4 separate regions of the Homo sapiens genome follow, and regions 2, 3 and 4 are each linked to region 1. The links are chromatin contacts, found by Hi-C or POLR2A ChIA-PET in ENCODE. All regions are on one chromosome and are shown on one strand. Each heading gives the region's core, a stretch centred on a gene start or an enhancer-like site at or near the end of the contact. The rest is flanking DNA. Distances are from core to core; before and after follow the strand shown. Region 1 overlaps AP1S3 (adaptor related protein complex 1 subunit sigma 3). Region 2 holds the start of KCNE4 (potassium voltage-gated channel subfamily E regulatory subunit 4). Region 3 overlaps LOC124907986 (a long non-coding RNA gene). Region 4 has its middle 210 kb from the start of KCNE4.

Region 1 (3,252 bases), core at 285-2,784:
GTGGCCTAAACACTGACATTTATCATCTCATAGTTCTGGAGGCTAGAAGCCTGGCAAGAATGGTTTCTTCTAGGAACTCTCAAGAGAGAATGGGTTGCTTGCCTTTCTCCTGGCTTGCGGTGGTTTAAGGGCAGTCTTTGGTGCACCTTTGCTTCAGTTGCATTACCCCAATCTCTGCCTTCACCTTCATGTGGTGTTTGTGTGTGTGTGTGTGTGTGTGTGTGTGTGTGTGTGTGTGTGTCTAGGCCCGAATTTCCCTTTTATATGAGTCCACCAGTGACAATGAACTAGGGGCCCACCCTACTCTAGTATGACCTCATCTTAACAAGTTACATCTGCAATGTCTATTTCTTATCTCCCTCTCTCTCTTTTTATTTTGAAATGGAGTTTCACTCTTGTTGCCCAGGCTGGAGTGCAGTGGCGCAATCTCGCTCCATGCAACCTCCGCCTCCTGGGTTCAAGTGATTCTCCTGTCTCAGCCTCCTGAGTAGGTGAGATTACAGGTACCAGCTACCACACCCAGCTAATTTTTGTATTTTTAGTAGAGATGGGGCTGCACCACGTTGGCCAGGCTGGTCTCAAACTCCGGACCTCAGGTGATCTGCCCACCTTGGCCTCCCAAAGTGCTAGGATTATAGGCATGAGCCACTGCACCCAGCTGCAACATCTATGTCCAAATAAAGTTGAATTCTGAAGTACTGGGGGGTTAGGACTGTAACATATGAATTTAGGGGACACAATTCAATTCATAGCAAGTGGATTATTCTGTCCTTTCAGTGTAACTACCTGTCTATCCTTCCTTCCTTCTTTTCTTCCATTAAATTTTACTGTGCCATACAGGTGGATGGATAACAGACAGACAATTTTATGAGGAATTGTCTTTATAGAGAGAATGTTCACATTTCACGTAAGTGGCTACTTAATAATTCATAGCAGTTAACCTTTTATTCTGCAGGTTACTTGTAGCTGGCATGGACTTAATACATGTCAACAGTTTGTTTCTGTGTTATTCCATTTTTTTCCCCTTATTGTTGTTCCTCTTATCCTGTTCTTCCTAGCTCTGTTCTGCCCCCTCAGATCCACTTAATTTGCCTTTCCCTGAACATTTCACAGTAGCTAGTTCTGCCACCAGATGGTGTGCAAGGATTAGGAAAATAATTGAAATATGTTGGCCAGTGTCTTTTCAACATTTTATTTCAGGAAAAAGGCTGACATGACAGGCCTACCTGAGATTCTGAGATTGACAGCAGGCCAAAAATGACATTCTGAGATTGTGGAGATTTAAATTTTTTATGTAAATTTTCCTCTCATTTATCATGGAAACCTGAGCTGGCAATCTTGAGGGGAAAAAAAACCTATGACATTTGATGTATATATGTAAATGAGAGACTTTGACCTCAGAATAGATTTGACAGTAATATTCGGCTGAGATATAGAAGCGAGGTTCTTGGGTCAGAGGACCACTTCCTCAAATAGGTAGTCTCAGAAGCCACAGAAAGGAGAAATCTCTTGAGCCAAGCAAAGCTGTAGAGTGTTAGTGCGATGAGGGACTCCAGCTATCATCTGATTCAGCAGCCTCAAATGAGGCCTGCAGCCAAACAGAGCTTGCAGACCACATCCACACACAGTGTGCTTTGTTTAGCTTGAACAAGGTTTTATTTTATTTTATTTTATTTATTTTTTTGAGACGGAGTTTTGCTCTTTGGCCCAGGCTGGAGTGAAGAGGTACGATCTCAGCTCACTGCAACCCCTGCCCCCCGGGTTCAAGTGATTCTTCTGCCTCAGCCTCCCAGGTAGTTGAGATTGTAGGCACCTGCCTATAACCATGGCCGGCTAATTTTTGTATTTTTAGTAGAAACGGGGTTGTGCCATGTTGGCCAGGCTGGTCTCGAACTCCTGATCTCAGGTGACCCACCTGCCTCAGCCTCCCAAAGTGCTGGGATTACAGGCGTGAGCTGTGTCAGCCTGAACAAGGTTTTATTATTATTAATTGACAACGTTAAGACAACTCCAATATTTCACCTAATCATCCAGATTTCAGGCTTTTGGGAAAAAAATCTGAAGACTTAGCAACAGTGATTGACATGTTTTTCTTGGCCACACTTGACTATGGCAGAGCTGTGGCTGCGGCTTTCGTTGGAGCTTGTGATTCATAGTTGCTGCTCTCTCCTCCACCCCCTATTGTATGATGCTGATCTTTACCCTTATTTAATATGTTACCTGCCTCTGCCAAGCCTGTGAAAGGCATTTGGATATGAAGACATGAGGTCTGGAGAGAGAGACGAGGGAAGTTGGTTCAGGCCACACCTGCCTTCCGATCCCCACTAACTGGTGCTATGACTGTGCGTAGAAACTGGTGGGAAAAGAGTGAAAGTGATTCACCTTAGAGGAGTAATGCAGTACAATTAAGGAATCAGCAGGGAAGGTGAAAACTCAAAATTCAAAATTCTGCTGCTGCCACTCAATGATAGAAAAAGTCGTTAGAGGGCCAGGCGCCGTGGCTCATGCCTGTAATCCCAGCACTTTGGGAGGCCGAGGTCGGTGGATCACCTGAGGTCAGGAGTTCAAGATCAGCCTGGCCAACGTGGTGAAGCCCAGTTTCTACTAAAACTACAAAAATTAGCTGGGCGCAGTGGCGGGCACCTGTAATCCCAGCTGCTTGGGAGGCTGAGGCGGGAGAATCGCTTGAACCTAGGACGTGGAGGATGCAGTGAGCTGAGATTGCGCCACTGCACTCTAGCCTAGGTGACAAGAATGAAACTCCATCTCGAGAAAAGAAAAAGGATGCTAGAAGAATACACACCCATAAGTGAAAAAATGGGGAACCCTGAAGTAAACACCTTACAGGGAACTTGAATAAATACATGATCAGAAGACCATTGGTCAGTGGTCAAGAGAAAAAGAAAGGAACTCCAGATTACTCATCTCTAAGTATATCCCTGCTGTTTCTGGGATAAACTTATTATTTAAATAATAATAATGGAAAGGTGACTGATGAGACCAGGCGATTAAGGAGACAAGGTAAGTAAGTCAGCTAGACAGCAAATAGTTTGTTGTTTCCCAAGAATGTCCTTCTGGGGTACCTGTGAAATGGCTGTCAGAGGCTCTTCCCATCAGAACATGGAAACTGTTAGTGAAATAAATAATGGGGTAGTAATGGGATGATTCTGAATGGGGAAGCAGAGATTGTTTTTGCCTGCCTTGATGAAGATAAATGGGAGTATAAATGTGAGGGGCTGGCCCCTGGATAAT
Region 2 (3,252 bases), core at 557-3,056, 750 kb after region 1:
AGTTAGACAAAAGGTCAAAATAGAAGATCATCTCTTATAACCCCGGCCAATGTTAACAGGTTTAAAAGTTACTTTTTTTTCTTATAGTGTGCAAATGGGCTGGGTTCAGATCTCCAGCTTTCTCCCATCAAAAATCCCCCTCTAATCCAAAAGAAGCTTGTAACCCACTGTGAAGGAATGCCACAGGTACACAGTAGAGATACTTACAGCCAATCAGATCTAGAAGGACAAAGCTCTAGGCAAAATAGCAAATCACAACTAGTCTCTCAGCGTGTCCTAAGCATTCGGCAGCCCTGGGAACAGGCAGACCCTGCAGGAGCTACCCAGGGCATCCAGTGAGAAAATGGCAAACATATCATCCCGCCAAATTCTGATCAGAACCCCAACACCCAGGCCCCAAAGTCAGTGTACGCGCTGCGCATCTCCGCGGCTTTTTCAGTGGTGGGTGCAAACCACAGGCACCTCCCGGACTCCTTGGAGGTGCTGGTTCCGGCTGAGCCTAGTCCCCCACCCCACCCCGAATCAGGGGTTTACCAAGGGTCTCTTCAAAGTGGCAGCCGCACTGTGAAAGTGAAACCAGACACTTGAAAACTGTCTTTCCTCTCTCTAAGGTTGCTGGCTGATGGAGCCACCGGCAGGGGTCCCGGGGGTGCTAGGAATTCTGATGGATGTTCTCCGAGGACCCTTCGCTGCTCTCGTTGAGGGGCGTCTCCGAGGTCTCCTCCAGCTCATCGTCTGCCCCCTCCTCCTGAATGGTGAGGTGCACGTCCGGGGAGGAGGACTCGGAGCTCACGCTGTCCCCTTCCATGGAACAGAGGGTGCAGGACAGCGCGGGCGCCACGCTCTCCTGCAGCATGTTCAGCATCAGGGGCACCTGCACCGACCTCAGGCCCGACACCACAGGCAGCGGCTTCATGGCCTCCCCCCAGAGCCGCTCCTCGTCTTTGTACAGCAGCAGGAGGCTGGACTTCTTCTCCCGCCTCTTGGATTTCATGTAGCCCAGCATGATTCCGATCAAGAAAATGCCGTAGAAGGACATGACAACCAGAATGTAGAAGTACTCGTTGCCATTGCCGCTGCCGCCGCCGGCCGCACGGGACTCCAGGGGGCTGCTGGAGGCGGCGGTGCCGGGGTGCGTGCTGTTCAGAGGCTCCATTTTCAGCATTGAGGCTGCCTCCACAGCAGGGGCTGGGGAAAAAGCCGCAGGTTAGAACTCTCCCCCAGGTCCTGGGCACAGGGAGGTGGGGGAGCACGAGGTTTGTGGAACTGCAATACCAAAAAAGCTTAAAAGTGCATGAAAGAAATAGCATAAGAGGGTTCGCCAAACAGCTGACAAGAGTGAGCTATGAGGGCTTGGAGTGCACGGGAGAGAAGCCCGGGAAGGTTCACTGGGAAAAGTAAGAAGGACTTTTTTTTTTTTTTTTAGTGTACACATTTGTCCTGTTTGTAGTGAGCAGTATTACTTTGATTAAAAAAAAAATCAATGTAAGACAGGAGCATACAGTAAATAGTATCTTTAAAACTGGGAAACGTATTTTAACTGAGCAGAAACAAAGTTTACATTGTGTTTCCAAAACCAAACTATTTTAAATTCAAAACAATGTTTCCTTAGAACAAAGAAAAGCAGGAAGAAAATAAAGGAAAAAAATTCATCTATTAATTGGCAAAAATGTCCCTCTTTCAAATGTTTCTGAAAGCAAAGTGTAGCCTTGCTGACTTACCAAGGCTGACAGTTTGTCCCAAGTTTTGAATTCCCAAATCGTCCAGTCCAAGAGGGTTCTTCTGCTCTGTCCGGCTCTGCGCTCTGACAACTCCGCTGCTGCAGTTGGGATATATAGTCAAGAAGTGCATCGTCACGTGCTCTGGGAGGAAAATTTACAACAGAGATTGATCGTGGCAGAGTGAGCAGTGAACTGAAAGCACTGCAGTTCAACTCCCTGAACTTTGCAGCTGTGAAAAGTGAAAAAGACTGGGAAGTGGGAACTGCTCCTCAAGCCCCAGCACCCGGCCAGGGTTTTCAGGTAGCGGTGACGATGAGTGAAAAGAGGAGAAAGGGATGTGCTGTGCTGGAACCGTTACCCCAAAGTCCGCGCTCACTGAAAATTAGCTCATGCTTCGCGCGGCTCCTGGGGAATAACCATTATTGGGCTACAGGTTTTCAGAGGCAGCTGAATCCCATAATCTGGATGAAAGACAGTTGGAAGCAAGTGCGGGATTTACAGTCAAGGAACTGGGGCTTCGGTTTCAGTTCTTCCACTCCTTATGCAAATAAGATAAATCCTTCCTTAACCTCTCCGCACCTCACATTCCTCGTCTGTAAAATCGTTGTGCCTGGCGGGGGGGGGGGTCTTCTGCAGGTAGGATTATATAAACCACGTGACCTTTTGAGACCCTTTCAGCTTAACCCTTCTAAGATTGAAGGCTGCCTGGTGTTGCTTAGCCCTCTAAAAGCAGAGATTCTAGCTGCCTTCCACATCAAGGTCACAAACCTATGTTTATAATAATTTTTTTTTAAAAGCTCCCACATTCTTTTCAGTGGTCTGCATTAAGTGGAAACATGTTGTCGTAAAAGATACTATGGGCAGGTTTTGTTCCGTCCTGCCATACACAGCTGCTCCTCTGAAGCCTCATGCGGAGGCTATTGACACGTCTCTTTGCTGTCTCTCGTAGGTCAGGGGAGGAGCAGGACTATTTCAGAGTGCAACTAAGCACAGTTCAAGTTTTTTAAACCTCGGTAGACCCTGTGTTTAAATGGCTGCTGTGATCAAAATTGGAAGAGGAATTGCAGGCTTTAATGTCAGTCTCTCTGCTCCCTGGGCTGCTTATTCTGAGGCTTTCATGCTAAGTGGAAGGAAACTGGGAGAGATCCACTCCCTCCAGTTGTCTGTGGCCTGTGGATTGCAGCCAGACTGTCTTGTGGGCCAACTCTAAAGGAAACATCTCTCATGGTTCTGCTGTAGTCAAACTGACGCATGCGACATCCACCTGACCTGCTTGAACATATATAGCTTAGGCACTGGAATTTTCACTGCTGCTACAGGAACCCCCCTGGGTTTGCACCTGATCCTGATTCTAAGAAGACACCTGGAGGAAGAATAGGAAGATGAACTGAATGCTGCCATTTTTCCCACTTGACTACTCACCTGTGTTCATCCATAAATCCCCAGCTGGCACTGGAGGTACCAACCATCGACCACTCCAGCATCACGATCATCCATACAGTGGAACTGTGCTCACACCAGTAAAGATACC
Region 3 (3,252 bases), core at 244-2,743, 700 kb after region 1:
GAATATTTTGCAAGAGCTACTCGAAAAAGCATGCTATTTCCTGCTGGATTTGAATCTGTAGCTGATGCTGGAGACCAACTTGTCACAGTTTGACTGGGACTTTGTTGGCTTTAAAACTGAAAGTCCCATGTCTGGGGAACCCCCTAACTCCTGGGCAAACTAGAGCAGTTGGTCAGCCCCAGGTGATGTGAGGGCTGGAGTTGCTGCAGCCACATGGTTAGCACTGGAAATCTGACAATGAAACCAGCACAAAGGAAACAGAGCTGATAGGTGGAGAGAAGAAGCCAGTTCCTGGTCACATCTTCAAACTCCTTGTTCTCTTTTTTGCTTAACCCAGGTTAAGCTGGATTTCCTGACACTTGTAACAAAATGTGTGCTCACCAGTAGATCAGTTGTGTGATATTGCACAAGTCTCTTAATCTCGCTGAGCCTCAGTTACTGCCTCTGTAAAACTGGAATAATACTTTCTGAAGATTAAATGAGAACAGTATCAAGTCTCTGCTTCAAGGCCCAGCATGAAGAAACTGCCCAGTAAGTTCTGTTTCCTTCCACTTTATAAGCTAGAGCACTGATAAACTCTAGACAGTGAGGGCTGGAAAGGAAATAGAGATGCACTTGCTCTGATTGCTCATTATATAGATAAGGGAAACTGAGGCACTGTTGAAAAGTGACTTAACTGAAGCTTTTCAGCAAGTGACAAGGTCAGAACTAGAAACAGGCCCGCTGAGTTTGGACTAGTGCTCTTTCTACCACATCATGAACCGAAATCTGGTTTCCTCTTCTGGGAATACCAGTCTGTTGATGCACAGAGGATGAATCTTTCACAAGCCAAGGAGATGCCACTCAAATGTGATGATAGTGGCACATCTGGGGCAGAGCCAGCAGCTTGACCAGAGCAACAAGAGCTCGCCTGCCCGATCTGTGTCACTGGCATCGGTCCAGTGTCCTCATGGTATTCCACCAATACCAACATGGTGTTGGTATCAATAACCAATTTGTCATTGCAAGATTCAGAAGCTAACTTTAGACTTTGCTTTCTTCTCAGGCAAGTAAAATTCATTGGCAAAATGAGGCTCCCAGCTGTATTTATAAATGTCTTTCCCAAAGCAAATGAGACTAGGGGGAGGAAAAAGAAATAAAGAGGAGAGAATGTGAAAATCCTACACCAAGCTGGATTGGGAGTGGGGGTGGGGAAGTCACCTGAGGCAGATGCTCCAGTGCTTAGCTGGTCTGCTATCTCCTTCCCAGTTAGGAAGCATAGCCAGGAGCTTACCAGGGCATGGGGAGGTGGAGCCACCTCTCTGCTCTACTGGTGATTTATTTGCTATGTCCACAGCCTCCTCTGTTACAAACTGGACTGGTTTTACTCTAAGCTGACTTGAGATCATAAAAGGAATATTCTCCTTGACTGCCACATGTTTGGGAGGGAGACTGGGACTGAGTGGCCAAATGATTCCCCCAGAACTACTGGGCGTGAGGCCAGCTGCTTCAAAAACTCTTGGAGGAATGTACAGTACTGAAATGAAAAAAAATGTTCCTCTCTGTAGACTAGTGCTGTGGTCACTGTGTGTCCAGAGCCAGAGCGGGTGCTTATGCCGGTGATGCACCTAAATGTGCCTAGAAGGCTCTCGAGGGCATTTCACAAGACGATGTGTCTGGAACATTACACATGTAGATAAATGTAAGTTTCGTGTGTTTAAGCTTTCATTTCACCACATTTCTCAACCCTACAAGATCTGAACCAATTGAGAGGTAGAAAGAAGAATAAGATCATAGTCCAAGTTTTGGCTTTATCATTGATAAAGCAGGATTTGATGTCATAGCTTAAGCCCAAAGGCAAAAGAAAGTCCCTTCTCCTCATCCTCCACCTAGCTAAGCCTCCTGACCCAGGGAGGGGCGGGACAGCTGGGGACTTGGCTGCCCTTGCTCTCACCCTGTAAGGCACAGATCTGCCTTGGTGAACTTTCTGTAAGGAGAAGGGATAAGAGGAGGCAAGTGGGCAGGTGGCTCTGAAGGAAAGAATCCAAAGGTCTGAGCATGATGGATGGCATGATCGCCTTTTCCCATCCCAGCAGCCAGATAAACCATGCCTTATCCCAGGGAAGGAAGAAGAGAGTCACGGGAGAAGTGCACAAGGAGTTTGCCCACTGCTTTGTCAAGCTCTTGAATGGCATTGTCCTTGGAGTTCAAAAAGCTGAACCACCTTACAGGTAAAACTGCCTCCTCATCAGTGTCCTAGTTTCTTCTGAAGATAAGCTCCCTAAAAAGGGCTCTCTAATGAAACCCCCTTATTCCAAAGTCCAAATGAAAGCAAAGGGTTTTACAGCAAACCTCTCATACCATTTCATATGCCTCTGCCACATTCTTTAATTTTTGTGAGTTCAAAATAAACAAACAAAAAACTTAATTTGAAAAACTTAAAGATTAGCAGCCTTGTTTCAAACTACCCAATGGCCAGCCCAACCCAGACACCAAGAATCACAGGAGAGGCCGATGAACTCAGTCATTGAGACCCCTGTTGGGCCTAGTTCAGGCACAGACTCAGGGAAACTATGGGGCTTAATTAAGCTTCGGAGCCCCTCACCCACTCATGCAGGGAGGATCTAGCAATGTATTCACATGGTGGTAGATTGTTGTAACATTTGCAGAGGTAAGCTAATTTAACCCCAATGTGTTAATACCATTGATTATTTCCTCTCCACTCCAATGTTTCCTCTGTCACACTTCCCTTCACATTGGATAGCACTGGAGTAGCCAAAGAAATTTTGGGATTTGGCTAAGGAAAAATAGATTTAGTAATACACTGGTTTCGGTTTAGCAATAATATATGCATGTACTTTATAGTCACTTTTGTATGTAGTTGTTATTGTTAACTGCTGTAGAGTAGAAATAACTTTCAGAAGTATTTTTAAGTTCTTTTTAATTGGAATTTTTATTGAGATAATAGTAGTTGTAAGAAATATACAGAGATTCCTTGTGCACTTTTCCAGCTTCCCTAGTGATAACATGTTGCAAAACAATCGCTCAATATCACAACCAGATATTAATTTTGACCAAATTCATTTACATTGAGATTTTCCAGTTTTACTTTGTGTGTGTGTGTGTGTGTGCGTGTGTGTTGAGTGCCATCAATTTTTGTCACCCGTGTAGAGAGGTGTACCTATTACCACAGCCAACTTGCTGCACAATCTAACACCACGCCACCCTCTAGAACAACACCGGATTCCCTCCCCCTAGCTTCCCCTCTCCTTA
Region 4 (3,252 bases), core at 192-2,691, 530 kb after region 1:
TGTATGGGTATGCATGTGTGTCTGTGTGTGTACACAAACAAATATTTTCAATATTTCAAATATTGAATTTTAAAATATTGGACCTTATACTTGACTGGGAACTAAACAGTAGGTGTAACAGACCCAGGGACTTGCTAAAGTCAATAAACACAAAATTTAGAACTCTCTTTCTGTTGGTCCTACAACTTCAATAATCAAATAAAACTCAACCTGTAAGTTTATATGGACTGTGGATTGGCCTTTTACACTATCTGAAATGTAATCAAGTTAGTGTTTCATATATAAGATCTTTTACTAGCATGGGCCTTTATCTTAACATTTTTATTTTCTACACATATGTTTATTAGGGCATGTATCTAATTCATATCTGTATGTCCAAGGATCATTCGTGAGAGTATCAGTTAATATTTCTATCAAAGACAATGTGATGTTAAACTTTTTTCTCCTTACCAATGGCATGAGACAAGAATTAATCCCACTTTCTTGTCAAGAAAATCAATTTGTCATTCAAGAAAATTAGAGATAATATGTTTCACAGACATTTTGTTAAAAAGTTATATGTAATTGTTTCATAAGGTCTTATATGGAAAAATGGAAATGGACAGAAGGTTAATAAGCTGAGGACATAGCTAAGCCATGCTGAAATTCCTGACGCACAGAAACCATGAAATAATAAATTTTTAAAAAACCCACTGTCTGTGGTGACCTGTTACACAGCAATAAATAATTAATATAGGCAGTAACCCTTTGAGCAGAGTGTCTGTGTGGTTTTTTTCTCACCTTTTATCTGTAGTGTGTAGCACAGCACCTGAGACACATAAATACTGATGGACAAAGATGGCAGTGTGGGGCATATTATATGCTGGGATCAGGGAAACTTACAATTGAGCTAAGGAGGTCTCATTAAAATGTGTAAGCAATCTGGAAAAAATTCAATGTGGTTTGTGGCCTTAGGTGTTTGGAGATGAAGCATGAGCCTCACCTGGAAGGTGTGGGGAAAAATGCAGGTAGATGAAAGGGAGATGGGGACCTTTGGGAGCTGTGGGGTGAGCAGCAATAAAGACGCCATGCCCAAGACAAATAAGGAGCCTGGCGATGGACATGGTTGGGTTGAGACTTAGTGAGAAACAGACACCTTGAAGAATGCAAAGGTGGTGGCTGTGAGGGCCTGGTGGAGGTGGACATGTCCATCATTTGAGGACAAGAGACCCAGGTGGTCAAGACTGCGGGCGGGGCCCATGGACATCTACCTGCAGCCCTGGTGGACAAGGTAGTAAAACAGGCTTCTTCAGAGACCAGGGCAGACAGCACAGAGGGATGCCTTCCTGAGTCATCCTTTTAGAATGTGAATTAGTGCATGTCACGCTCCCCTTTCTGAACCCTGCACTGGCTCTGCGTTTCATTAGAGTAAATACCAGGAATAAATCACCTGTGAGAACATGTCGTGTCTGCCGCTTTGCTCCTTTCTTTGACTTCATCACTCACCACCTTCTCTTTCACTTCCTCTGTTCCCGGCAGGCACGTCTCCTTTTTGTTCTCAAAAATACCAGACACAGGACATCTTAGGGCCTCCACAGCATCAGAACCACTCTTGCCCCAGGAAACCACATGCCTGTCTGTCCAACTGCTATAAACTATTTGCTCTATTCTTTCTTCTCAGAGAGACTTATCTGAAGCGCCCTATTTAATATTTCAAACTGTCTAATGTTACTAATTCTCTATCACTCTTACCCTTTCTATTTGCTGAAGTTGTTGAGTATATCTATTATCTAGACATTTCACTAGAAAGTAAGCTGCTTGGCTGAGCGCGGTGGCTCATGTCTGTAATCCCAGCATTTTGTGAGGCCGAGGAGGGTGAGGAGTTCGAGACCAGCCTGGCCAACATCGTGAAGCCCTGTCTCTACTAAAAATACAAAAATTAGCCAGGCGTGGTGTCACATGCCTATAATCCCAGCTACCTGGGAGGCTTAGGCAGGAGAATTGCTGGAACCCGGGAGACGGAGGTTACAGTGAAGTAAGATCATGCCACTGCACTCCAGCCTGGACAACAGAGCAAGACACTGTCTCAAAAAAAAAAAGTAAATAAATACATGAAAATACGCTGCTTTTGCTTAGGCAAGATTTTTTGGGTTTTGTCTTTGTTTTTTGCTTTATTCTCAAATATATTCAAGATACCTAAAACTAAGCCAACATAGAGTAGGTGCTCAGTAAACATTTTGAATTGAATTGAATCGAATCAAATTGAATTGAATTGAATTGAATTGAATTGAATTGAATTGAATTGAATTGAATTGAATTGAATTGAATTGAATCACTAAAGGGAGAGTTCAAGAAAGGGCACAGCATACCCCAGTGTTTAAGAGAATGGAACCATGGAGAAGGCTCTAGGCCACTCGAATGCAAAGTTAATTTGTCCTCACTGACCCCTGCAGGACGTGGTTCCTGGTGAAAAGAGGTAGGAGGTTGTAACACTAGATTGTGGGAGAGAGAATTTGAAAATTGCTAAGCTGTATCCAGAGCAGGCAGGTCTCATAGTGAAAATAATAGTTCTCACTATTAATAATAGTGCTGAGGCTGTCCCATCTGCTACTAAGAATGCTGGACAGGCAGGAAGGGAGATCTCAGCAGGTAGATGAATGGTTTTTCCTGGGCACTTCTTTCAGCAGCAATCTAGGCTCCTGAAATCCCCACAGTCCACCCAGAAGAGGGCCCCCAAACCATAGTATTAGGATTATTCCATTCTTTTCATTTTTACCTCCTCACCTCTCTTTAAGACCCCTCGTCATGAGGTTAGAATAGCAAATGAAAGAATAGGCATAACTGAGCTCTGTGTAGGCATCATGAGGTCTGGAAAGAGGAGAATACCCTTATTATTCCACCTTTTATTCCTGACTAACATTCCAGTCTGACTTGAAGATATATTTATATCAAATGCTTGGTGCTTTTTAAATATTTCACTTTTTGTCTCATACATAGTTCCCCTTCTCTCACAAGGCTGCAATGAAGGTGTCAGTCAGCATGAGGTCTCATCTGAAAACTTGCCTGGGGAAGGACCTGCTTCCAAGTTCATCGAAGCAGTTGTTGGAAAGATTCAGTTCCTTGTAGGTTTTTGGACTGTGGGCCTTCGTTCTTTGCAGGCAGTCAGCAGGAGGCTCTCTTCAGTTCCTTTTTGGATAAGCCTATCCATAGGGTAGCTGACAATATAACAACTTGTACATCAAAGCCAGCATGGCAGAGAGTTTGCTAACAAGA

Evidence for each region. A loop is a pair of places that touch in the nucleus more often than their neighbours do. ChIA-PET counts read pairs that join two places held with the same protein, here RNA polymerase II (POLR2A). Pooled maps may share reads with other maps.
Region 2: a loop to region 1 is called in a map of IMR-90, with 4 times the contacts of the local background. The contact joins the promoter of KCNE4 here to the enhancer-like site in region 1. A Hi-C loop is called at or near these places in 2 of 168 maps with a recorded cell type or tissue (IMR-90 and chondrocyte) and 2 of 50 pooled maps. POLR2A ChIA-PET finds 5 or more read pairs at or near these places in 2 of 52 experiments (A673 and AG04450).
Region 3: a map of PC-9 shows a loop between it and region 1 (25-fold over the local background). The contact joins two enhancer-like sites. A Hi-C loop is called at or near these places in 3 of 168 maps with a recorded cell type or tissue (MCF 10A, PC-9 and chondrocyte) and 6 of 50 pooled maps.
Region 4: a loop to region 1 is called in a map of mammary epithelial cell, with 4 times the contacts of the local background. The contact joins two enhancer-like sites. A Hi-C loop is called at or near these places in 2 of 168 maps with a recorded cell type or tissue (PC-9 and mammary epithelial cell) and 1 of 50 pooled maps.

The regions. Positions count from the first base shown.
Region 1 is chr2:223,796,198-223,799,449 of GRCh38, reverse strand. All of the region lies in intron 1 of AP1S3 (adaptor related protein complex 1 subunit sigma 3), which reads left to right. Among named protein-coding and RNA genes, the nearest start is that of AP1S3, 40 kb to the left of the region's middle. RefSeq lists an enhancer at 1,329-1,378. Within about 2 kb of position 1,534, at least 7 of the 41 ENCODE cell types and tissues checked have a DNase peak (open chromatin) inside an H3K27ac peak, as active enhancers do; they include mammary epithelial cell, where a contact is called at or near this core.
Region 2 is chr2:223,050,744-223,053,995 of GRCh38, reverse strand. It overlaps KCNE4 (potassium voltage-gated channel subfamily E regulatory subunit 4), which reads right to left and starts at 1,806. Exons shown (of 2, transcript NM_080671.4): 1 at 1,722-1,806; 2 at 1-1,188. The coding sequence starts at 1,165. The coding sequence ends at 653. RefSeq lists an enhancer at 951-1,498.
Region 3 is chr2:223,098,457-223,101,708 of GRCh38, reverse strand. All of the region lies in intron 1 of LOC124907986 (a long non-coding RNA gene), which reads right to left. Among named protein-coding and RNA genes, the nearest start is that of KCNE4, 48 kb to the right of the region's middle. Within about 2 kb of position 1,493, at least 6 of the 41 ENCODE cell types and tissues checked have a DNase peak (open chromatin) inside an H3K27ac peak, as active enhancers do.
Region 4 is chr2:223,261,325-223,264,576 of GRCh38, reverse strand. No RefSeq gene overlaps it. Among named protein-coding and RNA genes, the nearest start is that of KCNE4, 210 kb to the right of the region's middle. Within about 2 kb of position 1,441, at least 3 of the 41 ENCODE cell types and tissues checked have a DNase peak (open chromatin) inside an H3K27ac peak, as active enhancers do; they include mammary epithelial cell, where a contact is called at or near this core.